Linked DNA regions of Homo sapiens: region 1 is linked to region 2. Evidence: chromatin contacts called from ENCODE Hi-C or POLR2A ChIA-PET data. All regions are on one chromosome and are shown on one strand. The core of a region is the stretch at or near the end of the contact, and the rest is flanking DNA. Distances in the headings are between cores, read along the strand shown.

Region 1 (7,699 bases), core at 650-3,149, 110 kb after region 2:
GCTTCCTTTACCCCTGTGTTTCGCTCGGCTATCTAAATTGACTCAGCTCCAGGTAAGGTCGGAAACTTCTCTTGCAAACTAGACCTTCAATTGCCCCAGTGGAGGTGTGTTCGGGGGTGGAGGACCTCCCTTTCCCACTTCCGCAGTTTGGGCACTTACAGCATTTGGGGTGTCTCCCGGGTCCTGCAGGAGCAATCCGCTTCCTTCAGAGGGTCTGTAGGTCCTGGGGATTCCCAGTTTGTTCTTGCAGTTGTTTCAGAGCTAAAATTCACAATGTGGGCCTCCACACACTGCTCTGTCCATCTGATTCGGAGCTGCAATCTAGTCCTGCCTCTTGTCCGCCATGATGATTCTTTAATGCTTTTTAAATGTTATTTTTCAAATTATATTTTATATTTGTGTGTTGCCAGTATATGTAATATTATATAGTCATGCTTTTTCTAAAATGATAAGACTTTAGTAAGGAACAAATATTTTTTACTTTTAATATAGAATATTGGCTGTTAATGACATACATATTCAAAAGGTAACAATTAGAGCAACACCTAAAATCTCCAACTGTTCTCAGCGTTTGCCTAGTTTGATTACAGTTCTTGTTGCGTATTGAGCAGAAGTGTAACAATTCCTCTTTCCAAACATCTTTGATGGTAGAAGATCCCTAGATCTGTGCATGATTTCCCAGATACTTTAAAAGTTGCTACAACTTTTAGCTGTTGCCTGTTCCGTATTGATGATGACCAGTGACTAGCTCTTGGTAACTAACTAGATCTTTTTTGTATCTTCTCTTCCTCTTTGCCTGGGGTAGGTATTATTTTCTATATAGAAAGTCTACAGTTTTTTTCCCTCAGTAAGAAGAGATTAGGAGCTTCATTTTCATCACATGATCCTCCTTTGATCTAAGCAGGAGATTTCTTTTTCATCCACATCCTCTTTCTCACTGAAGTCTTTAAAATGCAAGCTGGTATATACAATATTTGTTTCATTTGAGTATATGTATTATATATATTCACTGATTGTTTTAAGATTATCTTTTAATTCATTTTTTTTTCTCAAAATATGGCTGAGAACTACCTGCATCAGAACTAGTCATGGTGCTTGTAAAAAGTGCAGATTTTTTAGTTTCTCTCCAGAGCTATGAATAAGCAATTCTGAAGATGGGGTTAGGGACAATTTTATTTTATATTTTGTTTTGTTTTATTTATTTTTGAGGCAGTCTTTTTATTTTGAGACAGGTCTTACTCTGTTGCCTAGGGTGGAGTGCAGTGGTCCTATAATAGCTCACTACAGCCTTGAACTCCTGGGCTCAATTGATCCTCCCTCCTCAACCTCCCAAGTAGCTATAAATCTTTTAAACAAACAAACAAATAAAAAAGACCAGTTGTTTGGAAGCAATTTATCCTGATTTATCAAAACTGTAGACATGAAGAGCCCTAAGAAGTGCCATTTAAGGTATTAGAAATAATTCCACATGGAAATTCATGCTTCATTTTAGTGGTGAATCATTCCGTAAACATCCAGTGCTTGAACTGGGAGGAAGTGAGAGATAGTAATGTGCTCTTTTCGGTGACTTAAAAACTGTTCTCTGCTGAAGAATGCTTCGGTTTAACGCTTGCCATCTTTTTCCTACGAAGGGGGGTGAAGTGGATTTTGGGAAGTGCACTCAAATTCCCCTTCAGCACTGAGGGAATTTATTCCCCCATTGTTTGCCCTCTGATGAAGAAAGCCACTTTGCCAAGGTTATGACCCCTTCCTGAGGTAGCCTGCATCCAATGACAGGTTGATATCTGGTATAAAGACCCAACCGCTCGTCCCAACTCAGAAAAAACATCACAGAACTAGTCTAGCCTCAGAACTGCCTGTGAGTCAGCTGAGGTCTTTCTTGAGATGGCTTCTCTGCCCAGTTTCTCACTCTCCCCAATCCTGCTTCATTTCCTTACCCCACAGTTATCAATCACTCCCAGACAAACTTCCTGCATGCTAACCTCTGACTCCAAGGCTGTTTCCCATGGAATCCAACCTGCAATATAGGGTATTGAGAAGGCATATTTTCATGGCTGTAGGGTGGAAGTCACAATTAGTGTACACAGTGGGTTTAAATACTGATAAGCATAGTAACGATTCCCAGTTGTAGAATACTAAAGAGACCCTAGAGATTCAGCAGTTATTTAGATCAGTAGTTCTTAAACTTGTACCAAGATATGTACCAGAATATCTTCAACAGAGTGTTTTTTTTTTTTTTTTAAATACGATTTCCTCAGCTTTACTCAGACTTTCTGAATCATGATCTTTAGGGGTGAGACCCAAGATTAAAAAAATAATTTCCGGCAGGTGTGGTGGCTCACACCTGTAATCCTGGTACTTTGGGAGGCTGAGGTGGGTGGATCACTTGAGGTCAGGAGTTCAAGACCAGCCTGCCCAACATGGTGAAACCCTGTCTCTACTAAAAATACAAAAGTTAGCTGGGGGTAGTGGCACAAGCCTGTAATCCCAGCTACTGGGGTGGCTGAGGCACAAGAGAATTGCTTGAACCTGGGAGATGGAGGTTTCAGTGAGCCTAGATTGCACCACTGCACTCCAGGCTGGGTGACAGAATGAGACCCTGTCTCAAAATAATAATAATAATAATAATAATAATAATAATAATAAAATTTCCCATCTATAGATCAGCACTTTAAAAATGACTGGCCAGAAATAAAAAGTTTATAAGTGAGAAAAAATTACAACCCCAAGTGCCTAAGCTCTTATTTTTGCTATATGTATTTTTAATGACTGAAGATTAAGGTCCTACTGAACATGGAGACACGTAAAAAGTGTTGGGTAAATGGAATGAATGAGAGAACAAACCTGCCATCCTCATACAGTTTGATTATTGCCTCTCTTGTGGAGGTAGTCATGTCTAATAACCCATGGGACATTTAGACAAACATTAGCAGACTCCATGACCAATATAGGAAAAAACTCATACTAAAGCTGCTCCTGCAATGCACAGATTGCCTCAGGAAGTGCTAGTGAGTTTTCCATCATTTAAGGCCATTCAAGCAGAATATGGATGGCCTATTGTTCCTTCAGCGGGGATTTCTGCACAGGGAAGGAAGTTTAGATTGTCTGGAAGAGTCTATGATGCAAAAGGCAGATGGGGAATCTATATCATCAGAGAGGAGAGAGGACAATTTCGGTGGGAATGCTTAAGTAAGGCCTGAGAGCATTTAGCTATGATTTTCGGCACATCGACTTTGGAAGAGAGTATGACCTTTGCTGGGCTTATAGACAAAAATGAATGAGTGCTGTGATATATCTTCAAAAAAGTAACACTGGTTAATCTTACATGGAAAGGATACCATAGGAAGGCCGTGTGTGTGAGTGAGATACAGTATGAGTGGTCTCTTTCCCACCCTATACCCAGGACAGTTCACATAGTCAAATTCCACTGGGACTCTAATTGAGAGAGCAGAGCTGTTTTTCTTAATGAAATTCAAGTTTTCCCCCTAGAGATGAGCTCAGAACAAAAATGGGACTATGTTTTCTTATAGAACAGCTCAATACAGGTCACAGTGGGATAAATTTCACATACTTAATTGAATCTTTTTGTGAATGGCATTCTTTAATGAATTTTTAATAGAAGATACAGTGTTTTCATTTAGTAGCAATAAAAAGAATTGCTTCCTAAACATTTTAATAGAGAATTTATATATTGAAAGCTGTAATGCTTACTCAAGAGGTTATACCATGTTTATTCCCCAAAAGCAGATAGTGTATCAGTACGTGGCCTCCAGGTATTGTCCTTACAGTCTCCAGTGTTCAAGTTGTGTGAATAGACAGGAGAGCTGTTTAAAATTCCTTTTTAAAAGAATCCATCTGGGGAAGAGTATATTATCAGGGTAATTTTTTGAAGGCAAATATTCAATCATTTTGATTTAAACTCAGCGATCAGGGAACAAAGCATGCTATAGTGGAAAGAATGATGAAACGATAATTCTGGAATTGGTGTTACTACCTTTAACAAGTTGTGTGGTCATTAATCTCTTTTCTCTCTGAATATTGAAATCTTCTTGGTATAGTTTGGCTCTGTGTTCCCACTCAAATCTCATCTTGAACTGGAATCCCCCACTGTTCAGGGAGGAGGTGATTGGATCATGGGGGTGGTTTCCCCCGTGCTGTTCTTGTGATAGTGAGTGAGTTCTCATGAGATCTGCTGGTTTTATAAGCATCTGGCATTTCCCCTGCTTGCACTTCTCTCTCCTGCTGCCATGTGAAGAAGGTCTTTGCTTCCCCTTTGCCTTCTGCCATAATTGTAAGTTTCCTGAGGCCTCCCCAGCCATGCAAGACTGTGAGTCAATTAAAACTCCTTTGTTTATAAATTACACAGCCTTGGATAGTATCTTTATAGAAATGTGAGAACGGACTTATACATTCCTCATCTGTGACATATTAGGATAGCTAATCTTTGGGGGCACTTTCAGTTGTAAAATAGAACCTGATATTACCTGAGAATTTAGTTTAAGACTCATCAGTAAACCTACTTTCCTGGTTCTACTTATTATATGTAGATGAAAAGCCATGAGTCCATGCTCTTAACTACCTCTGCAAATGATGATATCTCTATCATAGGGTTACTCTGAGGATTAAAATGAAAAATGAGATAATATATTTAAAGTAATTAGCACAGTGCCTAGGTATAGCATAGAAAATGTGTAATAAATGTTCCACCCAGTCTCTTTATTATTTATTCACATAACCTCAGTGACAATGAACCTAGGTGCTTTCTAGGCATAAACACTTAATATTCCAAATTACACATTTCAATTTTTTCTTGGTGGTTATGACTGATGTAAAATTACAGCTAAAGTCCCTATTCTTCAAGGCTTTATTTGAAATTTAGTGGAACTTCTCTTATCAAGGATAAATTGCATTGGTATTTACATGCAAATATGAAATGTTTTCTTTAAATTTGTTTCACTGTAAAACTAACTTAAGGCCAGGTGCAGTGGCTCACACCTGTAATGCCAGCAATTTGGGAGGTGAAGCAGGAGGATTGCTTGAGCCCAGGAATTCAAGGCCAGCCTGGGCGATGTAGCAAGATGATGTCTCCACAAAAAAATACAAAAATTAGCTGGGCATGGTGGTGTGTGCTTGTAGTCCCAGCTACTTGGGAGGCTGAGATGGGAGGATTGCTTGAGCCACGGAGGTCGAGGCTGCAGTGAGCCATGATTGCATTACTGTACTCTAGCCTGGGTGATTGCATTACCATACTCTAGAGCAAGACCCTGTGTCAAAAAACAAAAACAGAAACCAAAAAAACCCCCTAACTTATGTGTATAAAATAAAACTAGGAAGTAGGAAAAAATTTGTCCTCCCAAATATGATGGCCATTAATGTTAACATTTTAGTATATTTCTGTAACATTTATTTCATATTTAGGTTTTTTAAAACTTTGATTAGACCATATGGTAGATATAATTTAAAATTCTGTTTTTATCAGCTAACATTATAAGCATGTCTCACATAATTTGGTATCTTTACACACATTTTAATAGATGCAAACATTTTAACAATTGCTCTAAAGGCTTATTAACTTTGTTTTTCAAATGACTTTTTCTGGATTTTCTACAGTTATATTGCCCCCAAATATAGATTTTACTTTTTAATAACTTCATGTTCTCAAGAATTGTCAGTGGTTTGGTGTAGTTGAATCAAGGTTTCACAGGGTGGCAGTCAGAGATAACACAGGGGAGATAAAGTGGATCTTGATCACGAAGTCCCCTGAATGTTATGCTAATATTTTTGGGCTTTATTCTGTAGAAATGAAGAGATGTGAACAATGAAATTAAATTCTTACTTACTGCATAAACAAAATCAATTCCATATGGATTATGAATTAAATGTGAAAGGCAAAAATGTAATGCAATTAGAAGAAAAGAGGACTATCTTTATGACCTAAGCATATGGAATAATTTATAAAACAAACACAAAAGACATAATCCATAGATTTTCGCTAACAAATATTTATTGAATGCCTACTAAGCCAGACACTATTCTATGTACTTGTGATATATCAGGGGACTGAACAGAAAAGACAAAAATCCCTCCCCTCATGTAATTTTATATTCTTAGACTTTATAAAAAATAAGCACAATATATCATAAATTATATAGTATATAAGAAGAAGATGAAGCCAGATGTGGTGGCTCACACCTGTAACCCCAGTACTTTGGCAGCCTGGGGTGGGCCGATCACTGGAGCTCAGGAGTTTAAGACCAGCCTGGGCAACATGGCAAAACCCTGTCTCTACGAAAAATACACAAATTAGCCAGGCGTAGTGGCATGTGCCTGTAATCCTAGCTACTTGGGAGGCTGAGATGGGAGGATGGCTTGAGCCTGAAAGGTCAAGGCTGCAGTGAGCCATGATCACACACACCACTGCTCTCCCACCTGGGTGACAGAGCAAGACCCTGTCTCAATCAATCAATCAATTAAAATAAGAAGGTGGAAAGTATTGTCTTGTCCTGGATATCTCTCCAAAACTCAGTCCTGGTTGTCTTCATTTTTTTCTATCAGTTTCCTCCCTCTGGTGCTCTGACTCCCATTCCCTGGATGTAAATACTATCTGTATGTTGATGGTTTCCACATTTGGTTTGTGGCCCAGAACTTCAGGTTTATATATCCAACTGCCTACATGACAGCTTCACATGGATGTACTATAAACATCTTAAACATACAGTATTCAAAACTTCTGATTTCTCCCAGCAAACCTACCTCAACCAGTCTTGCTCTATTCAACTGATGCCAGTTCCATCCTACCAGTTACTCATAATTTGGCTTCCTGTTGCAACCTGACTCCATCTCATACAATTTTCCTCGTTATGTTCCAGCTTCACTGGGCTGCTTTTTGTGCTTCTTAACTCTTAGACAGACTCCCACTGAACAGCCTTGGCACTGGTTGTTCCCTCTGCTTGGAATATTCATCCCCCAGATATCCATATGGTGAACTCCCTCACTGTTTTCAAATACTTGCTTAAATGCAATTTTCTCAATGAAGTCCACTCTTACTATACAGTGGAACTTCACAGCCATTGATCATTATTGCCTAGGTATTTTATTTTATTTTATTTATTTATTTATTTTAAGAGATGGGTTTTTGCCATGTTGTCCATGCTGGCCTCAAACTCCTGGCTCAAGTGATTCTCTTGCCTCAGCCTCCCAAAGTGCTGAGATTACTGGCATGAGCCACAGCACCCGGCCTGGTGATTTTTTTTTCCCTTTGTTTTAGAGCAGGAGTGGAAGTTTATTAAAAACCTTTAGAACAGTAAGGAAAGGAAAGAAAAGAAGGAAAGTACACTTGGAAGAGAGCCAAGTGGGTGACTTTAGAAACCAAGTGTACGGCGCGACCTTTTGACTTGGGGTTTTATACACTGGCATACTTCCGGGATCTTGCGTTCCTTCTCTCCACTCCTGAGATCTTACTGGGAAGCTGCTGATCAGTTTCAGGTGTTTCCTATCTACATGTATTAGTAGACTGACTTTCTCTGGCACTGGCTGTGGCCAATTATTACTTTAGCGAGACAGTTAACAACTGCCTGACCATCACCTGATGGTCACCCAACACTCGTGGTGTGCGCGTGCGTGCGTGTGTGCGCGCGTGCGTGCCCTCTCCTGCCCTGCTGATACCTGACTAGCTACCCACTGCGCCATTTCCACCCTC
Region 2 (6,729 bases), core at 1,166-3,665:
GCCAGGGGGTGAGACGGCTGCGCTGCTGGCCTGAGCCGGCCCTGCTTGGTGAAGAGTGGGGGCCGAGGGCTCACAGGAAAGGAGACTGGGCCCCTCTCTCTGCGGTGACTGTGGCGTGCTGGAGGCGCCAGTAAAATTTCCAGGCTCTGTTCCTTCTCCAGTCCAAGGGCAGCAAGGGCAGAACCGATGCAGTGGCTGCGACAGAGGGGCTGTCGGTTGCCTTTGGGACCGCCCCCCCTCTCCAGGGAAACTCAGAGCCCCCAGCAAAATGGGTGTGCTCAGCCGGGGGTGGGGCGGCTGCTCTGTGGTCCAGAGCTGGGGGCCCTGCCTGGTGAAGAGTGGGGGTGGGGGCTCTCAGGGAAGAGAGACTGGGCTTCTCTCTGCATGGTGGCTGCCATGCGCTCGCTCGAGGTTCCAGAGTAGCGAGCAGGCCCTTTGTTCCTTCCCTAGTTCAGGCTGGTCGTGCGGGGGCCCAGGTTGGGAGGCCCTGCCCAGTGAGGAGGAGCAAGGGCTGTCACCCCATGGAAAACAGTCTGGCAGCTTTTCCACGAAGCGCTGCTGTGCTGGAGGCCTGTCTTAGTTCCTAATCACAGCTTCCCTCAGGAACCTGGGGGGCAACAGGAGAGAGGATGGCAGAGCAGCAAAAATGGTGGCCTGCCTGCATCCTCTAGGAGCCGTGGCCCAGGGAAGTGGAGAGTTGCCCCCCACCTAAGAGTTAGGCGGGGCTGGCTGCGCTAGGGTCCCAGGCCAGTGGGTCTTGTCCAGTGAGGTGCAGTGGTGCGAGGCTCAAACTCCTGGGCTCACACAATTCTCCTGCCTCGGCCTAAGTGCTGGGATTACAGGCATTAGCCACTGCGCACTCTACCTTTTTTTTTTTTTTTCTTATTTTTTCTTCCAAACAGGATTTTGAGAGCCAAAAGAAAGGAACTGAAAGAATCTAGGCACATTATACTATAGCTATATAATTAGCAAGAAACTTGAGGAAGAATGAGATTGCCTCATCTGTGGCCTTGGGGAGAGGAGAGGAGGACATCTGGGTTATGGGATTAGAGTTTACAGGAGATTAGAGTTATGGGGTGATAAGCCCTCTGCTGGAGGGTGGAGAGAAATGAGGTGGGTATCAGGAACCTGGTGAGTTTCACTGGTGGCTGTCCTGAGGCAGCAAATGGGAGCCAAGCTGAAGCTTATAGAGAATTCACCCATCAAAGGTGGACCATGTGCCATGTGTGGATTGTGCAGTGGGCCACCTGCCCACACACCAACACTGACAAGCTCTATCAAAATTGTCCAGTCTGTACATTTCAAGAGTTCAGTGTACTTCTCTTCCTGTTTTTCCCCTCTTCTCTTCAAATGCAAGGAAAGGGTAATCTTAAGATTCAGAAGAGTGATTTGTTTTTCCCCGCGTAGTGAGCAGTTTTCTCGCCCCCAACTAATAAACCATCTATTCTTTTCCCATTAAGCAATATATATCACATAAAAATTTCATTTAGAAATGAGCCTGTCTCTGGCAGATTCACCATTTTAATAAGAGGCCCTAAACTTTTCCATGCTTTCCATGAAAGCTAAAGGTCATTAGCACAGAAGGAAAAGAAAGAGCTGTGAAACATATCCATACTCTGTCAATGACCTGAGGTGGGGTAGGCAACTGCAACTGCAAGACTCATCAATTGAACATATGTAGGTTTTTAGTATCTAGTAGATTACACAAAACACATACAGGACTTTGTAAATTTGAAGGGAGAAGGTTGGAGAATATGGCAAAGGAGGATCATATCCGTACTAGTCAGCTAGGAAAAACAAGCTGGGAAAAAATGAGAACAGAGTAGATGAATTGCATAGGAATTTCTGAAATATTCTAAGAATGCCATGGATTAAATAGGATTTTATGAACTTGCCTGGGAAGCTAATGATCGTTTCTATGAGAAAATGTATTTCACTTTTCAACTCAGGATATCTGGAACATATCTCTCTTTGTCACAGTTCCAGAAGAATTCCCAGGAATTTAGCTTTCCCTTTACTCTAATCTCAGAAGGAGCTATACCCTCTTTGAAGCTCCATAGAGAGAAATAGGAACAAACTTACCCAAAACACACGGTGGGTATGAGTGCTGATTTTTATCCCCATGGAGAAAGGGAATTTTACAGCAATGAGCATAGGGTCTCTGGTGAAAGGTCATATCCATACATATCTTTATAGAAAAAAAAAAAGAAGGCTTGGAAATAGTGAGAACAAAGCCCAGAGCCCAGGGCTTGGTGGGAAAGCAGGCCCTGGCTCCCCTTCCTGCATGTGAGTTTTGACTTCTTCCTGTGCTGGTCAGGGCTGCAAATGGCTGATAATATCACTGAAGCCTGGACTATCTTCAAAGCCCGACTGGCACAAAATGACATATTAATGTAGTATCTCATTTCCTTTGCATTCTGGGGACAAGTGGGATTGGCTCGATGCCCAGGGATATCCTGTGAACTCATGGAATAGGACTGGGCTAAGCCTGGCTAGCACCTGACAGATCCTGTCTATGGAACTAGGGACATTTTTTCTCACTGCTTGAATTGGTTGGAACATAAAACTAAGATGGCATTTGATCTGTCTTGCAAAGATTTGGTTCAGAAAAATCTTACAAATATGCTGATAGTAACTAAAATTTTCTCTGTATCTGTTGCTTAGATGCAATAATTATGTGTTGAAAATTGTATATATATCATATTTATATACTTTAGCACCTAGAAATGGAAGTATTTAGTGTTATGGAAAAACAGATGGATAGATGAATAAGCTCTCTCTCTCCTCTATTTTTCTTTCCCCATTTTATACTTTTTAAAAGTTAATTTAATAGGTAGATTAAAGACATCTTTAAATGACTGTAAAAATAAAGTTCATGTTTAGACAAATTTCCCAGTTGGAATTCTCTGTTTAAAACACTCTGTTTTCATGACCTGCACTGTTTATTTTACATTCAGAGATGTGAGCACATGGGAACCATTTGCAGAAAATGTCTCTGTTTACTTCTAAAACTGATATAATAGAGAAGCAGTGGGTAGAGGTTCAACCAGCTGACTTTCTAAAGCTAGCTGTATAATCTTTCTTTTTATTACTACTGACATGCATTTATGAAAAGAAAATGGAAGTTACGGAGTGTAATGAAGAGATAAATTCAGGCTATCTCTGAAAGTCTATGTAACACCCAGAATTTACAGAAATAAGGAAGTTCATAGTGATCCTTTGTGGTTGAAGTCTGGTAAGAAATGCTCAATGCCATTTTACCTCTTTGGACTGACAAATAATAATTGATTATAAAATAAAATGGACAGTCCCAGTTTGGACTGTCAGCACATCTACTACCAACAGTAGATTGCAAGAGCCTTCCAACTCATCTCTCTACACTCAATTTCTCCCCCCACACTCAATCCATCCTACAGCCTGCTGCCAGAGTGATCTTTAACACTGACCATAGCTTTCCCTGTCTTAAAATGTTGTAATGTTTTTTCCCTGTTGGTTTTGGGAGAGGTGAAAACTTGAGGTCTGTTGGTTAAAACAAGCTGAAGCTAGTTTACTTAAAAAATGTATATATGTGTGCGTAGTTTACTTAAAAAATTGTGTGTGTGTGTGTGTGTGTGTGTGTGTGTGTGTAATACACACAGACACACTTTTTCCTCCATAAACTGTGAGCCTGGAAAAACATGTAATAGTTGCCAACTGGGAAATTTGACAGGAAATCTAGATAGCCTGCTCTTATTAAAAACAAACAAACAAACAAAAAACCCAGAAGCTCTGGTAATGCCAGCCTTACATTTTTGCATAAGAATAATTACATTGTTCTCTTTGGAAGGACATGATTTCCCCTGTTTTTCACAGGATTCTATACTTTCTATTCTTCTTCTCATTCATATGATCTCATTTTGCTAATTTCCATGATCTATTTGGTATTTACAGGTATTTAAGTGTTTAACTCTTGGACTGTGGGCTCAAGTCCAGGTCCTTAGATTTGTGTATAAGAACCATCTGGTTTACATTAACTTTTTAAGGCTCATTTCTCACATCTTCTCCTCTTTAATTTTATTCTCCAAAAATAAGGTTGTCCTAATACACTATGTGATTTTTACTATTTCTAGGTCTTTCTATCTATCTGAAAAGGCTTCTCTATTTCCTAAATTATTTCTTCCCTCTTGAATGTGTTTCCTGATTTCCTTAGCGTTAGACATTCTTTCTTGGTATATATTTCTTGATACTAAAAATACTGTACTTTCATTATTGATTGTATTACTCTATATTTTACTTATTTGTATAAAATAAGGAGACACTTTCTTTTATATGAGCAGCAGGTGTAAAATTTCTTGTGGGGAAATCCAAGCCTTTGAAGAGGAGTAGCTTTGACCAGCTTGTTCAGGAGCTGAAGTGGAGGCCTCCAGGCTGAGGTGGGAGCTGTCCTGGGACTCAGAGAACCAGAGGAACCTCTGCATGAGTTACTGTTATGGAGGCAAACAGGAGGCTATGGACTGGGGCTGGAAGGAAAATTGAAGGACACAGAGAAGAGACTTAGGAGACTTGGGAGGAGAGAATTTTTTTTTTTTTTTTTTTTTTTTTTTTTTGAGACAGTCTCACTCTTTTGCCCAGGCTGGAGTGCAGTGGCACAATCCCAGCTCACTGCAGCCTCAACCTCCTGTGCTCAAGGGATCCTCCCACTTTAGCCTCTGTAGTAGCTGGGACTACAGCCACGGATCACCATGCCTGGCTAATTTTTTTGTATTTTTTTGTAGCAATGGGTTTTTGCCATGTTGTCTAGGCTAGTCTGGAACTCCTGGGCTCAAGCGATTTGCCTGTCTTTGCCTCCCAAAGTTTTGGGATTCCAGGCATGAGCCACTATGCCTAGCCACAAGAACTTTCAAATGGAGGATTTTAAAAGTAAACACCACCAGAAGAAGCATTAGTTGAAAAGCATTAAAAGAGACTGACCCTGGAGAATGGAGTAGGAATAGAAAGCAGGTAGGGTGAGGCAATTGCTTTTCACTGTAAGCTGTTTATAGTTTTTGAATTTCAAAACTCAAGTGCATGTAATAGTTTGATAAGTGATTTAAACATTACTTTTAGGAAAACCTAAATGTAACAATTCATTGCGTGTAATGTGAAACATGTGCATGGTGTAATAAATCACCAAATTTGGAGTGATTGTTTTTTTCACGAAAACCAGTGAAGAAGCTGATATCTGAGGACTGGCTGATGTGAGACCAGAAGTGTCAGCTTGTGAAGGTACGAAAGCAGCTAATATCTTAGCCACATTTGTATTTTTCTAAATGCACTCTTAAAAAAATTATCAAACTAGTACATGCCCTGGATTTAAAAAATTACAGAAGGCTGGCCGGGCATGGTGGCTCATGCTTGTAATCCCAGCACTTTGGGAGGCTGGGATGGGCGGATCACCTGAGGTCATGAGTTCGAGACCACCCTGGCCAACATGGTGAAACCCCGTCTCTACTAAAAACACAAAAAATTAGCTAGACTTGGTGGTGGGTGCCTGTAATCCCAGCTACTCGGGAGGCTGAGGCAGGAGAATCGCTTGAACCCAGGAGGCTGAGGCAGGAGAATCACTTGAACCCAGGAGGCGGAGGTTGCAGTGAGCTGAGATTGTGCCATTGTACTCCAGCCTGGGCAACAAGAGCAAAACTCTGTCTCAGAAAAAAAAAAAAAATTACAGAAGGCTTTAAATTAAAGAATCACAGTCCCTCTCACCCCCTCTGCGACTGTTTTCCAGCTACAGTCTCATCCTCTAGGGTCAACTTCTTTTAATTCTTTCAAACTTACTCTATATTGAGCTCTTCTGGTTAACTTTATATCTCCAAATAATATGCTAAGGTTACTGAGGCAGATTATATTTTCTAAAGATCATCACAACAATACCTCCTTTTTCCACATAACTCTCTAGAAACTGGCTTTTCTCCTATCAAGAGGTAGAGTATTTGCCCTTCCTTTGAACCTTGGAGACAGCCTTTTTGACTGTCTTGGCCAATAGACTATTGTAGAAGTGATGTTATATGACTTCCAAGGCTAGGTCCTAAAAATGTCATGAGCTTCTGCCTTATTTTTTTTTTGAGATTTTTGTCCTTGGCACTTAGCCACCTTGCTGTGAGGAAGCCTAACACACAAGTAGAGTGATCCAGGTTGAGGGAGCTGAGCCTTTGGCCCTCAGCTCTGCAGCCCTAACTGAGTTACCAGTTCACATTGAGCATCAGCTTGTCATACATGTGCATTAAACATTTTATTTTATTTTTTATTTTTCTTTGAGACAGAGTCTCACCCTGTCACCCAGGCTGGAATGCAGGCACGTGTTCTTGACTCACTGCCACCTCCGCCTCCCAGGCTTAAGCGATTCTCGCATCTCAGCCTCCTGAAGAGCTGGGATTATAGGCTTGCGCCCTGATGCCTGGCTAATTTTTTTATTTTTAGTAGAGATGGGGTTTTGCCATGTTGGCCAGGCTGATCTTGAACTCCTGACCTCAAGTGATCTGCCCCCTCGGCCTCCCAAAGTGCTGGGATTACAGGCGTGAGCCACCATGCCTGGCCTACCTGTGCATGAAACATTTAAAACATGCATTGTTCCAGATCCAGTTTGATCGATATCAGTTGATGATTCCTGGAAATAAGCTCCTGCCAAATCCTGCCTAAATGGCAAATTTATGAGCAAAATGATTCGTTGCTGTTGTTTTAATCTACAGATAAGTTACTATTTCTTGATTT

Evidence for each region. A loop is a pair of places that touch in the nucleus more often than their neighbours do. ChIA-PET counts read pairs that join two places held with the same protein, here RNA polymerase II (POLR2A). Pooled maps may share reads with other maps.
Region 1: a loop to region 2 is called in a map of endothelial cell of umbilical vein, with 12 times the contacts of the local background. The contact joins two enhancer-like sites. A Hi-C loop is called at or near these places in 1 of 168 maps with a recorded cell type or tissue (endothelial cell of umbilical vein) and 4 of 50 pooled maps. POLR2A ChIA-PET finds 5 or more read pairs at or near these places in 1 of 52 experiments (CD4-positive, alpha-beta T cell).

What each region holds. Positions count from the first base shown.
Region 1 is chr12:19,681,857-19,689,555 of GRCh38, forward strand. No RefSeq gene overlaps it. Among named protein-coding and RNA genes, the nearest start is that of AEBP2, 250 kb to the left of the region's middle. Within about 2 kb of position 1,900, at least 2 of the 41 ENCODE cell types and tissues checked have a DNase peak (open chromatin) inside an H3K27ac peak, as active enhancers do; they include endothelial cell of umbilical vein, where a contact is called at or near this core.
Region 2 is chr12:19,573,641-19,580,369 of GRCh38, forward strand. All of the region lies in intron 3 of LOC101928387 (a long non-coding RNA gene), which reads left to right. Among named protein-coding and RNA genes, the nearest start is that of AEBP2, 140 kb to the left of the region's middle. Within about 2 kb of position 2,416, at least 12 of the 41 ENCODE cell types and tissues checked have a DNase peak (open chromatin) inside an H3K27ac peak, as active enhancers do; they include endothelial cell of umbilical vein, where a contact is called at or near this core.